2 separate regions of the Homo sapiens genome follow, and region 2 is linked to region 1. The links are chromatin contacts, found by Hi-C or POLR2A ChIA-PET in ENCODE. All regions are on one chromosome and are shown on one strand. The core of a region is the stretch at or near the end of the contact, and the rest is flanking DNA. Distances in the headings are between cores, read along the strand shown.

Evidence for each region. A loop is a pair of places that touch in the nucleus more often than their neighbours do. ChIA-PET counts read pairs that join two places held with the same protein, here RNA polymerase II (POLR2A). Pooled maps may share reads with other maps.
Region 2: a loop to region 1 is called in a pooled map, with 4 times the contacts of the local background. The contact joins the promoter of TAP1 here to the promoter of H2BC4 in region 1. A Hi-C loop is called at or near these places in 3 of 50 pooled maps. POLR2A ChIA-PET finds 5 or more read pairs at or near these places in 2 of 52 experiments (CD8-positive, alpha-beta T cell and OCI-LY7).

The regions. Positions count from the first base shown.
Region 1 is chr6:26,119,296-26,125,722 of GRCh38, forward strand. It overlaps H2BC4 (H2B clustered histone 4), which reads right to left and starts at 4,631. Exons shown (of 1, transcript NM_003526.3): 1 at 4,172-4,631. The coding sequence starts at 4,609. The coding sequence ends at 4,229. It overlaps H2AC6 (H2A clustered histone 6), which reads left to right and starts at 4,877. Exons shown (of 1, transcript NM_003512.4): 1 at 4,877-5,395. The coding sequence starts at 4,938. The coding sequence ends at 5,330. RefSeq lists enhancers at 2,738-3,422, 3,423-4,108, 3,556-4,755, 3,804-4,543, 4,787-5,986 and 5 more and a silencer at 4,415-4,780.
Region 2 is chr6:32,850,648-32,856,866 of GRCh38, forward strand. It overlaps TAP1 (transporter 1, ATP binding cassette subfamily B member), which reads right to left and starts at 3,057. Exons shown (of 11, transcript NM_000593.6): 1 at 2,392-3,057; 2 at 1,741-1,855; 3 at 1,462-1,592; 4 at 297-502. The coding sequence starts at 2,989. PSMB9 (proteasome 20S subunit beta 9) reads left to right here and starts at 3,545. Exons shown (of 6, transcript NM_002800.5): 1 at 3,545-3,642; 2 at 5,491-5,558. The coding sequence starts at 3,583.

The DNA.
Region 1 (6,427 bases), core at 3,381-5,880:
ATCTGTTTATCAATGGTTATTCTAAACTGTGTAAAAATGTTATTTGCATAAAACTACACTGTTTCTTGTGATTTGTATTTTGTACCCTCCAATTTAGAAATTGTCCAGGTATCCAAAGATTGAGAATTAATTTACTCAATTTAATAATATTCACCTAAATTCTTAAAGTTATCATACACTGTGAACTCAGTACTTAAGCTCACACATTGAATCCTTATAATTAGTAACATAAAATTTAATTCCATTTTTAAAAATGACATTATCTATTATCATTTAATTTGGTTCAATGAATAATTTACAATTTTAGAATAATAAATAAAGTGATGTTAACTCATGTAACCAGTACAACTAGTGGAAGAAATTTAGTAAATGCAAGTTAAATTAGCTTTTGTTTTTGTTTTTTAGAATATGAACCCTAAACTTGTGTATACTATAATATTCTGCTAATATTATTTTTACAGTATAAGAATAAAGAAGCCATTTTTAAAATGAAATTATTAAGCCAATTTGTCCAAAAAAAATCTTGATTAGATGTATTATATATTTTCCTTATTAAAAAAACCTAATAAAAGAGGTATTAATATTTTTAAGTTATTTAAAAATTGTGAAGTATTTTTTTTACAAAATACTTTAAGCTGTTAACTAAGACCACTAATGAAACTCACAGTTAAACTTTTTTTCTCTTAATTAGAACTTAAAGAGGTAGCACATTTAAAGCACAAGGAAAATTTTTGATTTTTTTTTAGACAAATGAGTTTTTATTTAAATTGATGTATTTTAAGTCTTTATGTAAGCCAACTAAAATTTAAGATTACATTATAATTTATTAATTCCCTTAAGTGGATAATTTCACAATTATTTAAATTCATAAAATAAGATAGTCTTTTCTGGGCACGGTGGCTCACGCCTGTAATCTCATCACTTTGGGAGGCCGAGGTGGATCACCTGAGTTCGAGACCAGTTTGGCCAACATGGCGAAACCCCATCTCTACTAAAAATGCACAAATTAGCCAGGCGTGGTGGTGCACCTGTAATCCCAGCTACTGGGGAGGCTGAGGCAGGAAAATTGCTAGAACCCTGGAGGCAGAGGTTGCAGTGAGCCGAGATTGTGCCACTGCACCCCAGCCTGGGCCACAGAGCAAAATTCTGTCTCAAAAAAAAAAAAAAGATAGTCTCAATCTTATTGCCAATTAGGAAAGCTAACCGTGCTAATAGAACAGAATTTAAAGTGGGTAAAAACAGAGCCATAGGTTATCTATTTAGCATGTTGATCAGTTAAAGAAATAAAAGTATGTAATTAAGATCAGAAGTCCCTCAGGTGGCACCACTGCTGAGAATATGAATAATTCTGATTCTCAGTTTAGAAGAAAATTCTAGTTTCCTAGTTTCCAGCATCACATCCCTTACAATAAACTCGTTAAGGTTTAGAAAATATTAAATCTTTGTTTTATTCAGATATTGAAAGCACTCTTTTTTTTCCCTGACTCAATAGTCCAATTTGTAACAACATTATGTTTCTTCTGTCCTCTAACCTTACTTAAAGAACGTGAAGGGGCAATAATGTGAAATTACTAAAATTAATAATAAGCTGTAGAGCCTCTGCCATAGCAGTTATTGAGACCAGACATTCGGTTTCCTTGATTTCCTTTTTGTCTCCTGTTAGTCCTAACACTTTCTTAAAGTCAAAAGTTATAACAGGGCAGCCATTTTATATTCATATCATCTTAACACAGGAATACTGGTTTTGCAGATATCGACAACTATTTGGACTCAAAAAAGACAAGTTTTGGAAGGTGGAAAGAGGCATACAAGCACAAAACATCAAATCCCATGTAAAGTCAGAAAGAAAAACACCAACTCTAACCCTGTGTCCTCACAGAGAATATCAACATCTTCAAACAAAAACACCCCAAAAAAAGGTTAATAAATAAACCAGATTTCCTGTCCTCTCCACTGACTAATCACTTAATGATGTGACCAGAAAACCAGAATTCAAATTCTACTACTGCCACCAATATGCAACCAATCAGCCAAGTCCAATTAGAATAACCAAAACAAACAAACGCGGACGATAAACTTTTAGCATGCAAAAGCCAAAGGAAAGTGAACAGAAAACTCAAAGGGTCCAGGGATAGACAACCTGTTTCCAAGACACACATTTCTGTTGGTTCTTATTGTATGACTCACATAAACACTGTCTTGGTGGAAAATTCAGAAATAAATGACCAAGAAGTTAATAATTTGCTTACTGGGTACTTGTACAGAAGAGAGAACAAGCAATAGAATTATTTCATCTAACACAGGCAAAAACATAATCTATGTAAGAGAAAGGGGAAAAGGCGGGGAAAGAATACTGAATTTTGTTTGCAGATTTTGGTTACACTGATTAGTTAGTTGGCAGGTAGGAGAGCGGTCAGTCTGAATGGGAATAAGTGACCAGGTCCATTAGAGGCATAGAAAAAAAAAAAACCATTTAGGCCCGGCGCGGTGGCTCAAGCCTGTAATCCAGGACTTTGGGAGGCCAAGGCGGGCAGATCACCTGATGTCCGGAGTTCGAGACCAGCCTGACCGACATGGAGAAACCTCGTCTCTACTAAAAATACAAAATTAGCCAGGGTGTCGTGGCGCATGCCTGTAATCCCAGCTACTCCGGAGGCTGAGGCAGGAGAATGGCTTGAACCCGGGAGGCGGAGGTTGCTGTGAGCCAAGATCGCGCCATTGCACTCCAGCCTGGGAAACAAGAGAGAAACTTCGTCTCAAAAAAAAAAAAAAAAAAGAAAAAAAAATTTACTTGTGAGGGACTCTGGAAATTTCATTTCTCATCAGAATTTCTCAGATAAGTTATCTAGGCAAGGCAGCCTGTGATTGCACAGCAGTGTTCAAGTATAAGGCCTTGTCTGGCACCAAAGACAGGCCTTAGTTTATTTCCCAGGTGTGAAAGAAATTGCAGATTTAAGATCACACAGTCCTTATGTTAAATAACTGTAACCTAAATTACATGGTATTTAAGTTTGTAAAAATCTGCTTTAACACTAATTTTATTTATTGTATATTCCCGGTTTTTAATGGAGAAAGCAAACTTCTAGGTGCTAAAAACGTGTTCTAGACTTGAATAAAAAGATAGGTAGACTACGTCTAACCCTTCATCTTAAAATCTTTACCTGGAAAAGACCATGAGTAAAATACTTAAGGGAATGTGGAATTTCCCAGGCCACAAAGCGGCCTGCAGTTGTCTAGGAAGGGAGAGTCCTCTAGGAGATACAGTGTATGTGCTAAGTTTAATGACGTCTCCTCTTCATTCTCCCCCACCCAGCGCCTAGTCCTTACTGGCCTTCAGTTCAGTGTTCGAAGGCTTGTCAATTTACCCAGCAGTTAAGAGTTGGCTTCTCCTAAAGCAACTTTCAAACTTGTCTGCATGTTACAAGCCCCCTACGGAGATTTTAAGTTTCAATCAGGCAACACACCATTTATGGCTGACTGAGCACTGGGATTCAAGCAAAATTTGATTTGATTTGAATCTTGAATAAACCAGTTGAATAGAATAAGATGTATGAAGCAACATCTGGCGCAGTGCTTACATCTTTAGTTCTGTACTGCCTTAGTGTTGTTATCAAAACTGACGCATATTAGGTTAAAAGACTATTACCGGGGCAGTTGGAAACCCAGGAGACACACCCTTCAGTATACTACGAAGGTGTGCGCCACGAAAACAGAGGGGGAGTCCTTCCTTAGGCAGTTACTGCCCAGGTTCCCACTCCGGTCCGCTATGTAAATCAGAGTCTCAAAACAGCTTTCCCTCGATTGGTTAATATTTAAAATGACAGGACAGCCTATTGGCTAGAAGCTGGTGGCGAAATTATGACATTACGGCAACCGTTGATCCTGGCGACGTAGACAGGGACAGACAGCTGGGTCTGAAACCTAAGCGAGCCTGCGGTTTCTTCCGGGAACGCCGAGTTAGCAAAATGGCCGCTTGTCTCCATTTTAAATTTAAGCACAACGAATTGACCCCAAAGCCATTTTTAATGGCTGGCTTCTTTCGGGTTCAGGACCCTTTGTCCCTCTCTAAGCTGCAACACTTGTCCCCACCCCTCTCCAGTTCCTATATTCTAATACCCCTCCGCCGCCAAATAAAATTTGGCGTCTGGCCACAGCTCTTTTAGTGGGTATCTGGGTGGCTCTTAAAAGAGCCTTTGGGGTTAGGTGTTAAGACGCTTACTTGGAATGTTTACTTGGAGCTGGTGTACTTGGTGACGGCCTTGGTGCCCTCCGACACGGCGTGCTTGGCCAGCTCTCCGGGAAGCAGCAGGCGCACGGCCGTCTGGATCTCCCTGGAGGTGATGGTCGAGCGCTTGTTGTAATGCGCCAGGCGGGAAGCCTCGCCCGCGATGCGCTCAAATATGTCGTTAACGAAAGAATTCATGATGCCCATGGCCTTGGAAGAGATGCCAGTGTCGGGATGGACCTGTTTCAGCACCTTGTACACGTACACAGAGTAACTCTCCTTGCGGCTGCGCTTGCGCTTCTTGCCATCTTTCTTCTGCGCTTTGGTCACTGCCTTCTTGGAGCCCTTCTTCGGGGCGGGAGCAGACTTGGCTGGCTCAGGCATCTTAAAACACCAGAAATGTGTCGAAAGTAAAGAGCGGATTTCTGCTACTTATAGGGCTTTTATGCTAATGAGGGATGGAGAGTACCTCTTAGTTAATTGGAAGACAAACTGCACAGTTGTCATCCGTGGGCAGAGCTATGCAAATGAGGTATGAAAGTACAGCTTTTCTATTGGCTATCTGACTAGCATTTGCTACCGACCAATCAAAAAGTCGGATTTACTCCCCAGGAACTACCTATAAAAGCGGCCATGTTTTACATATTTCTTGATTTTGTTTGTTTTCTCGTGAGCTTAGGCCGCTGGTTTTGGTGATTTTTGTCTGATTGCAATGTCTGGACGTGGTAAGCAAGGAGGCAAAGCTCGCGCCAAAGCGAAATCCCGCTCTTCTCGCGCTGGTCTCCAGTTCCCGGTGGGCCGAGTGCACCGCCTGCTCCGTAAAGGCAACTACGCAGAGCGGGTTGGGGCAGGCGCGCCGGTGTACCTGGCGGCGGTGTTAGAGTACCTGACCGCCGAGATCCTGGAGCTGGCCGGCAACGCGGCTCGCGACAACAAGAAGACTCGCATCATCCCGCGCCACTTGCAGCTGGCCATCCGCAACGACGAGGAGCTCAACAAACTGCTAGGCCGGGTGACCATTGCTCAGGGCGGCGTCCTTCCTAACATCCAGGCCGTGCTTCTGCCTAAGAAGACCGAGAGTCACCACAAGGCCAAGGGCAAGTGATTTGACAGGTATCTGAGCTCCCGGAAACGCTATCAAACCCAAAGGCTCTTTTCAGAGCCCCCCTACCGTTTCAAAGGAAGAGCTAACCTCACTGCTTGTAGGTAGAAGGAAAAAAGGCACTAAGGTAAGTTAATTTTATGCCAACCTTGAGCAAAGCGTATTACTGCTTTTCGGTTTTTGGGGAGCGCTGTTACTAAAGGTTGGTCTGTTTGTATGTAATAGTAGGTCAGTTACGTACTATCATACTCTAAAGAAATATTCTAGTTAATGCTTTGTAAGATCGACCATAGTTAGTGCCTAACAGTTTACATGCAGGGATGCCTCGTGATCTAAACACTTCGTTGTGATTACTTTAAAAATGTAAATTGAAGGCAAAACTCTAACGTGTTGGTAACCTTGTTTGGTCCTCCGACTAGTCCCCCGTCTATTTTTTTCTCAATTTAGGCTGTAGGCAGCCTCACTTTCCTAATTCTGTGAGAGTTATAGGTCCCATTCCTGCTAAAGTGCAGAGTATATTACCTAAAAGTTAACCAGGGAGTTGAAAGGTGTCTGTAAAACAGACTAATGTCCCTAATGTAGAACGGTGCCTGACATGCAACTTACTCTTGTATTTTAAGAAGCTCAAGCGTCTAGGTTGCCATTACAGGCAGAAAAGGAAATAGAGTGGGGCCTGTGGCCACTCAAAAACCTTTGCTTTCTGCTCACCCCTCTAATCCTACCACTTTGGGAGGCCGAGGGGGCTGATCACCTGAGGTCACGACTTCGACACTAACCTGGCCAACATGGTGAAACACCTCTCTACTAAATAAAAATAATAAATAAAAAAATAAGTTGGGCGTGGTGGCACATACCTTGTAATCCCAGCTACTCTTGAAGCTGACGCAGGAGAGTCGCTTGAGCCTGGGAGGCGGAGGTTGTAGTAAGCCGAGATCGTGCCACTGCCCTCCAGCCTGGGCAACAGTGAGACACGGTCCCCCAAAAAAACCTTTGCTTCTAGGGATCTGGTAACAGCTGCCCCACCCACAAGAAATGGAGATCTGGGACCATGGACAAATTTCTAGAGACCTATTTTCCTGGATTCTGTGAATCTCGCCGAG
Region 2 (6,219 bases), core at 1,807-4,306, 6.7 Mb after region 1:
CTATGCCCCTTGGATGCTAAAGAAATACGAGGAAGAGGAAAATGACTCAGAACGGGTTGGGGATCAAATTCTTAAAGACAGATTGTGGGGAGAAGCTAGAAAAGAAGACCCAGAGAGTATGGAGGTTAATGTTGAGCAACCTGGGAACATGGACCACAGGGACAGGGTGTTCCATGAAGATGGAGAATCAGTAAGGGTGCCAGGAAAGCTGGACTGAAAGCAATGTGAGAGGAACTGAGTCTGCCAAGTCTGGGAGATGAGGGTCTGTGTAGAGCGGGCCAACTCCATGAACATACCTGGTACCATTTTCCCACCTTCTTGGGCAGAAGGAAAAGCAGAGGCAGGGTGATCAGGGTGACCATGGTGAGGGACACTGATCCCCAGAGCATGATCCCCAAGAGACATAGGCCTCGCACCAGGTACCACAGAAATAAGCTCAGATTCTCACTCAGAGAATCACTCAGGGTGGACGTGTCCTCTGTTACCCGAGACATGATGTTACCTGCAGGGTTGGGGAGAAGAGAGTGAGGTGAATCAGACAGGTTCCAAGTGATGAGACGAACTAACAATGAGCCAGGATGCCAGGGTCAGGGGTGTCAACATGGGGTTCTAAGGAGGCTGCAGGAAACAAGGTTAGGGTTCTCCAGAGGTCTGCAAATCTCAGTGCAGGGAAGATGAGTGTTAAAGAGGAAAGGCCTGACCTTCATTTTAATTATAAAGTCATTAATGCACATGTGAATTTCCATTTTCCTGAAAGCTTTCTGTTCCCTAGAGAACCTGTATGTCCCATGCTATACACACAGGCAGGAAGAGCTTAAACTGGTCACATAACAGAGATGGAGGAGGAGGGTGCTGCTAGGAAGCATGCCAAAGTCTGTGGAGCACTCACTGGGACTAGGGTTCTAACCCCAGGTCTATCTCTAGCCATATGTAACTGTACAGCTTCTAGTGCTGCTAGAAAGCATGCCGAAGTCTGTGGAGCACTCAAGAGACCAGGGTTCTAACCCCAAGTGTGTCTCTAGCCATATGTAACTGTGCAGTTTCAGCATTTAGGGTCTTGGCCTCAGTTTCCTTCTCTGTCAGATGAGGCAGTTGGTCTCTATGAGCTCAAAATTTCCAGGTTTGAAATTCTATGGTTTCTATCTAAGGATACATAGGAATAGATTTATAAGAAAATGCTAGATGAAAACTCTAGGTTTTTCTTAAGGTAAGGAGGACAATATTTTGCTCCTGAGGTATATCAAGAATGAGAAAAACAATTGTGTGTGTGTGTGTGTGAGAGAGAGAGAGAGAGAGACAGAGACAGAGAGAGAGAGACAGGGAGAGGGTATATCAAGAATGAGAAGGAACAATGTGTGTATGTGTGTGTGAGAGAGAGAGAGCGGGGAGGGGGGAGATCAAAGCAGATGTATGAGGATATGAACAGTACATGGCGTATAATGAAAGAGTTTCAGGAGAAACCTGTCTGGTTCTGTTGGAAAAACTCCGTCTCCTGGCGCAGGACAGCCCCAAACACCTCTCCCTGCAAGTGGCTGTGCACGTGGCCCATGGTGTTGTTATAGATCCCGTCACCCACGAACTCCAGCACTGCACTATAAAGAACCCGGAAAAAAAGGGGATCAGGGTGTGTTCAGGGAACAGACTGAAGGTCCCAGGTATCCCCATATAAGTGCATTTCGGACAGCAGCCCCAACTTCCAACTCCCTCATTTGCAGGGTGCCCCATTTTCAGCCCCCAGACCTGGCTATGGTGAGAATGGACATGAGAGTTAAGTTTCGAGTGAAGGTATCGGCTGAGCCATCTTGTAGAATCCAGTCAGTGAGGCGGCCCGTAAAGAATGGAATGGCCATCTCCCCTGGAGAAAGAGAAGAGAGGTCACGCACAAATATTAAGTCTAAGTAGGTCAGTTCCAGTCAGACTGGCCCCACCACGCCTCCTCCCCCTCACCATTATCCTGGAGGGCATCAGCAGAAAGGAAACACTGACGTCTCAATCCCGAACCTAAATAGGCTGCCCTGGAACTCACTACCCTGTGGTTGCTCTACCAGAACTTTCAGGATTTTATTAGGAAGGCTGGAGATCATGAAGTAGAAAAGCCTCCTGTTAGAGATGAGGATGCCCCGCCCTTCGGCCCCAGAGCAAAGGATTTCCCCGCTTCCGGCGTGGCCCAAAGAATCAAGACCCGGTCAGCAATGGAGCCCAGAACCTCTGGCCCCCGCCAGTCCAGTGCCGTTTCTTCTACACCGAAGTGGTGTTCCAAGACCCACGCTAGGAGTCCTTCTCCTGCTCCACATTTCCCAGAACCCACGCTACTCTACCTTACTGACAATTACCTTTGATTCCTGTCCCAGTCCCCTTGTGTCCTCCCCTCTTGCCCTGCGTTCCCCTTACCAAGAGAGGAGAGGACCACCAGGACCAGGAACAGCGAGAGGCGGCGCGTCTCCGAGCCCAGGCAGCCTAGAAGCCGACGCACAGGGTTTCCAGAGCCGCCCTGACCGCCGGGCACCCAGAGGCTCCCGAGTTTGTGCCACAGGGCTGCTGCGGGCAGTGCCGCTGCATAACTGACAACGAAGGCGGTAGGGTGACTTCCCCAGTGCAGTAGCCTGGTGCTATCCGCGGACCCGGGGGCTCCCCATGAGATCAGCTCTCGGAACAAGGCAAGTCCCGGCAGGGCCAAGCCCAGTGCCGCAGCTAATGGCTTCAAAGCAGCCAGCCAGCCCTGGGCACCTGCGTTTTCGCTCTTGGAGCCAACCGTTGCCCTGAGGACCCCGCAGGCCCCCAGCCAGAGCACGGCCCAGCGGCTCAGGCCCACCGCCCAGACCCGGAGCAGTGGCAGCGCGGTGGGCACCAGCAGGGAGAATATGCGGGGCAGCGCGGTCCGGAGCAGCACCCAGTCGGCGAGAAGTAGCAGTACTGTCCCCAGCCATGCGAGAGAAGCTCCGGGGAGGCAGCGGCACCCGCGGGGAGCGGGACACCTAGAGCTAGCCATTGGCACTCGGACGCCGTCCCGGTCCCGGCCGGGCCTGGGACTCTCCGCGCCCCGGTGGGGCCTGAAGCTCCGGGTACCGCCGAGTCCTCCCCTACTGGCGGCTGGGGGAGGGAACGAGGGCGGGGCTCTCGGAAAGTCCCAGGAACAGGCTGATCCTGCGCTGGCGAGAAGCTCAGCCATTTAGGGGAAAGCGAAATCGAAAGCGGCCGCCTGCTCACTAGATAACGCCTACTTCCAAAAGTGGCCTGCCCAGACTATTTTGGTAGCAAGCGTGGAAATCAGATCTGAGAATCTCGGGAGCAGCCCTGGTGCCCAATTTTCTCCATCACGCACACCCTTCTCGCCTCTCCCTGCCTCCTGCCTTTCCACTTGCACCAGTTTTCCCACCCCAGCCTCAGGGCGGGGCTGCCTCGTCACTTGTCTCGGGGCAGATCTGCCCTACACACGTTAGCGCCGCGCGCAAAGCAGCCCCGCAGCACCCAGGCGCCTCCTGGCGGCGCCGCGAAGGGGCGGGGCTGTCGGCTGCGCGTTGTGCGCTGTCCCAGGTTGGAAACCAGTGCCCCAGGCGGCGAGGAGAGCGGTGCCTTGCAGGGATGCTGCGGGCGGGAGCACCAACCGGGGACTTACCCCGGGCGGGAGAAGTCCACACCGGGGTAATGGGTCTGGGCTTGAGGGTTGGCAGAGGGGTGGAGGAGATGCAGCGGCCAGGGGACCCTGGAAGCGCGCGCGGAGAAGTGAATGCAGAGACCAACGGGAGCGCAGGGAGGTCGCCTGTAGCAGCCAGCGCTTGCAACCCGCAATGAGCATAGAGTATTTCTTTTCTGAGGGGGGTCGTCTAGAGTGTCCGTGAAGGGAACAGGCACGCGAGGCTGGTGGAAAAAGCGGGTGCTTTGACTCTTAGCTGGAAGCGTCAACGGGAAGCTACTCTAAAGCGCTTTCGCTTTCACTCTGGTCCCGGACAGTGGGGGCTGGTTAAATCAAGAAAGGGGGTTGGGGATGGTGCAAAGAGATGAGGAAATGGTGCCCTGGGTGAAGTAGAACAGCACTTGGGAGAAGGAAATATAGGCACTTATTGAGAAGGACCAACTCATCACACAGACTTTTGATAAACTTGCCACTGGGCAACTCTTAGCCCAAGCACTGATAATGGGCGTTCTGTGTTAACTAGTGATGCCCTTCCCTAGCTTGACCCAGGAAGGCCTCTCCTTGGCCCAGATGCTGCCTTACTCCCTTCCCTGTGTCTTCCCTGCCCACTCCCATGTGCCCACTGGGGGGACTTTGCTTAGGATGGGCGCCTGGGGCAGATGGCAGCCCCAAGACTGGCTGGCTGGCTTCTGCTCTGGACTACTGCCACCACTCGTGGCTTGGGGGCGGCTTTGTTAGAGAGGAATAGCCTCTAACTTGAAGTTAACCCTGTTCTTTGACCCTCTATTCATGATAAGTCGGTCCGTCGGAAAGCATACTCAGAGGAGCGTCCTTTGGGGCCAGAGTAACTTACGGCCTGGTAAGAAAGACACAGTGAAACCACTTATAATTTGGGAAATCTCCCCTCACTGCCAAATGAGCAGTGGCAAGTAGGAAGTAGAAGTGGAAACAAGGGATAAGAGTTAGACCTGAATTTTAGTCCCAGGTCTACTATTAACTCTGTGTGACTTTGCATAAGTCGTTTGCATTTTCTGTGACTTGGTTTCCTCATTTGAACCGAGGATCTTTAAGGCTCCTTCCAACTCAATAGTAGAATAAATGTAGCTTTATCTTCCCTCACTTCTTCTTGATTCTTTTCTTGACCTGGAAAAGTCAGCTTAAACTTCTCAGTCAAATTATCTCTTGGTACAAATTTACCTCCCTGGCTGCTGAGATATGTATTTACCTCTTGATCGGAAATTCCATAACTGAAACTTTTATTTTCAACCATCTGTATGTGTTCCTTGCTGCTTCTCTCCTGCCTTGCCCCTGGCCATGCTAACCACTGCCCTCCTCGATTTTTTCCAATGTTCAGTAAATTGGAAGAGCTCACTTCTGATGAAATGGGGGGTGAGAGTGGAGGATTGTGGACCAAAAAAAAAAAAATAGACTGACCTTGTTTCCCAAGATCATAGTCAATTACTCTGTGTTGGGTCTACACCACATCTGCACATACTATGAGCCCTTCCGTTGGAGATAATTTTCACTTGCGGAGCTGCTTCACTTCTACCTGTAGGAGCCTCATCTCCACCTCTCTACAGTGGAGAGGATTCCACTAGGCAAGTTGGAACTTAGGGACACAGTTCTTTCTGTGTTGTATCACAGCTGGGCTGTGGCATTCCCCTGCAGCCGGATGAAGCAATAGAGAAAGTGGAAAGATGAAGGGAAAAAAAGCCTGTACTGACAGTCAGCTCTGGCCTGTTACTGTGTAATCTTTGAGCCAGTCACTTCGCCTCTCTGGGAATGTTTCTTCTTCTCTAACATGAGGGCATCAAGGCTGTTCTTGCCCTGACATTCCATATTCTGTGTCTCTGCAGACCACCATCATGGCAGTGGAGTTTGACGGGGGCGTTGTGATGGGTTCTGATTCCCGAGTGTCTGCAGGGTGAGTAAAAGTGAAGATGTATGCATTTGGAAAGAAGCTAATGGCCTCAAATACACACTTTCCTTACCCATTCATGAAAAGACTGGCAAACTGGAGCCTTGGAGGAATGGAGTTGACCTTCCCCAAAAGCCACTATGATAAGCTATTTGGTGGGTGCTTGGGTCTCTGAATTTGTGGAGGAGGATCTGGGGTCTGAATGTGTATGTGACCTGTCCCAGTAGTGTACAGGGATGAGTAAAGGAATAGGGTCTGAGAGGGGGACAGGAGATAGATTTTTGAGGGTCTTCTTTCCATCTGTGCTTAGGGATCAAAAAGATGATTCTGTCAAGCAGATACCTGGTTTCTCATTTACCATATATTGAACTATTTTGTCTCTTCTCCCACTCCTAACCAATTTCCTCACATGCAAAATGAGTATATGGGGTTAGGTCAATATTACTGACATTATGTTCCATAGAACATAACTCTCTCAAGATTGTTAATAGCAAAGAAAATTGATGAGGCATATTTTTCTTACCTTAGCATTTTTTGCTTTGTTATAAAATCTAAGCCTGAAAAATAAGCCTAATTTTGATTAACATCTGCAGTGATTAATAATATCTGAGATGATTATTTGCCTCCTGCTTTAATCCAAGCATTAAACTTCATGCTATTCTCTTGT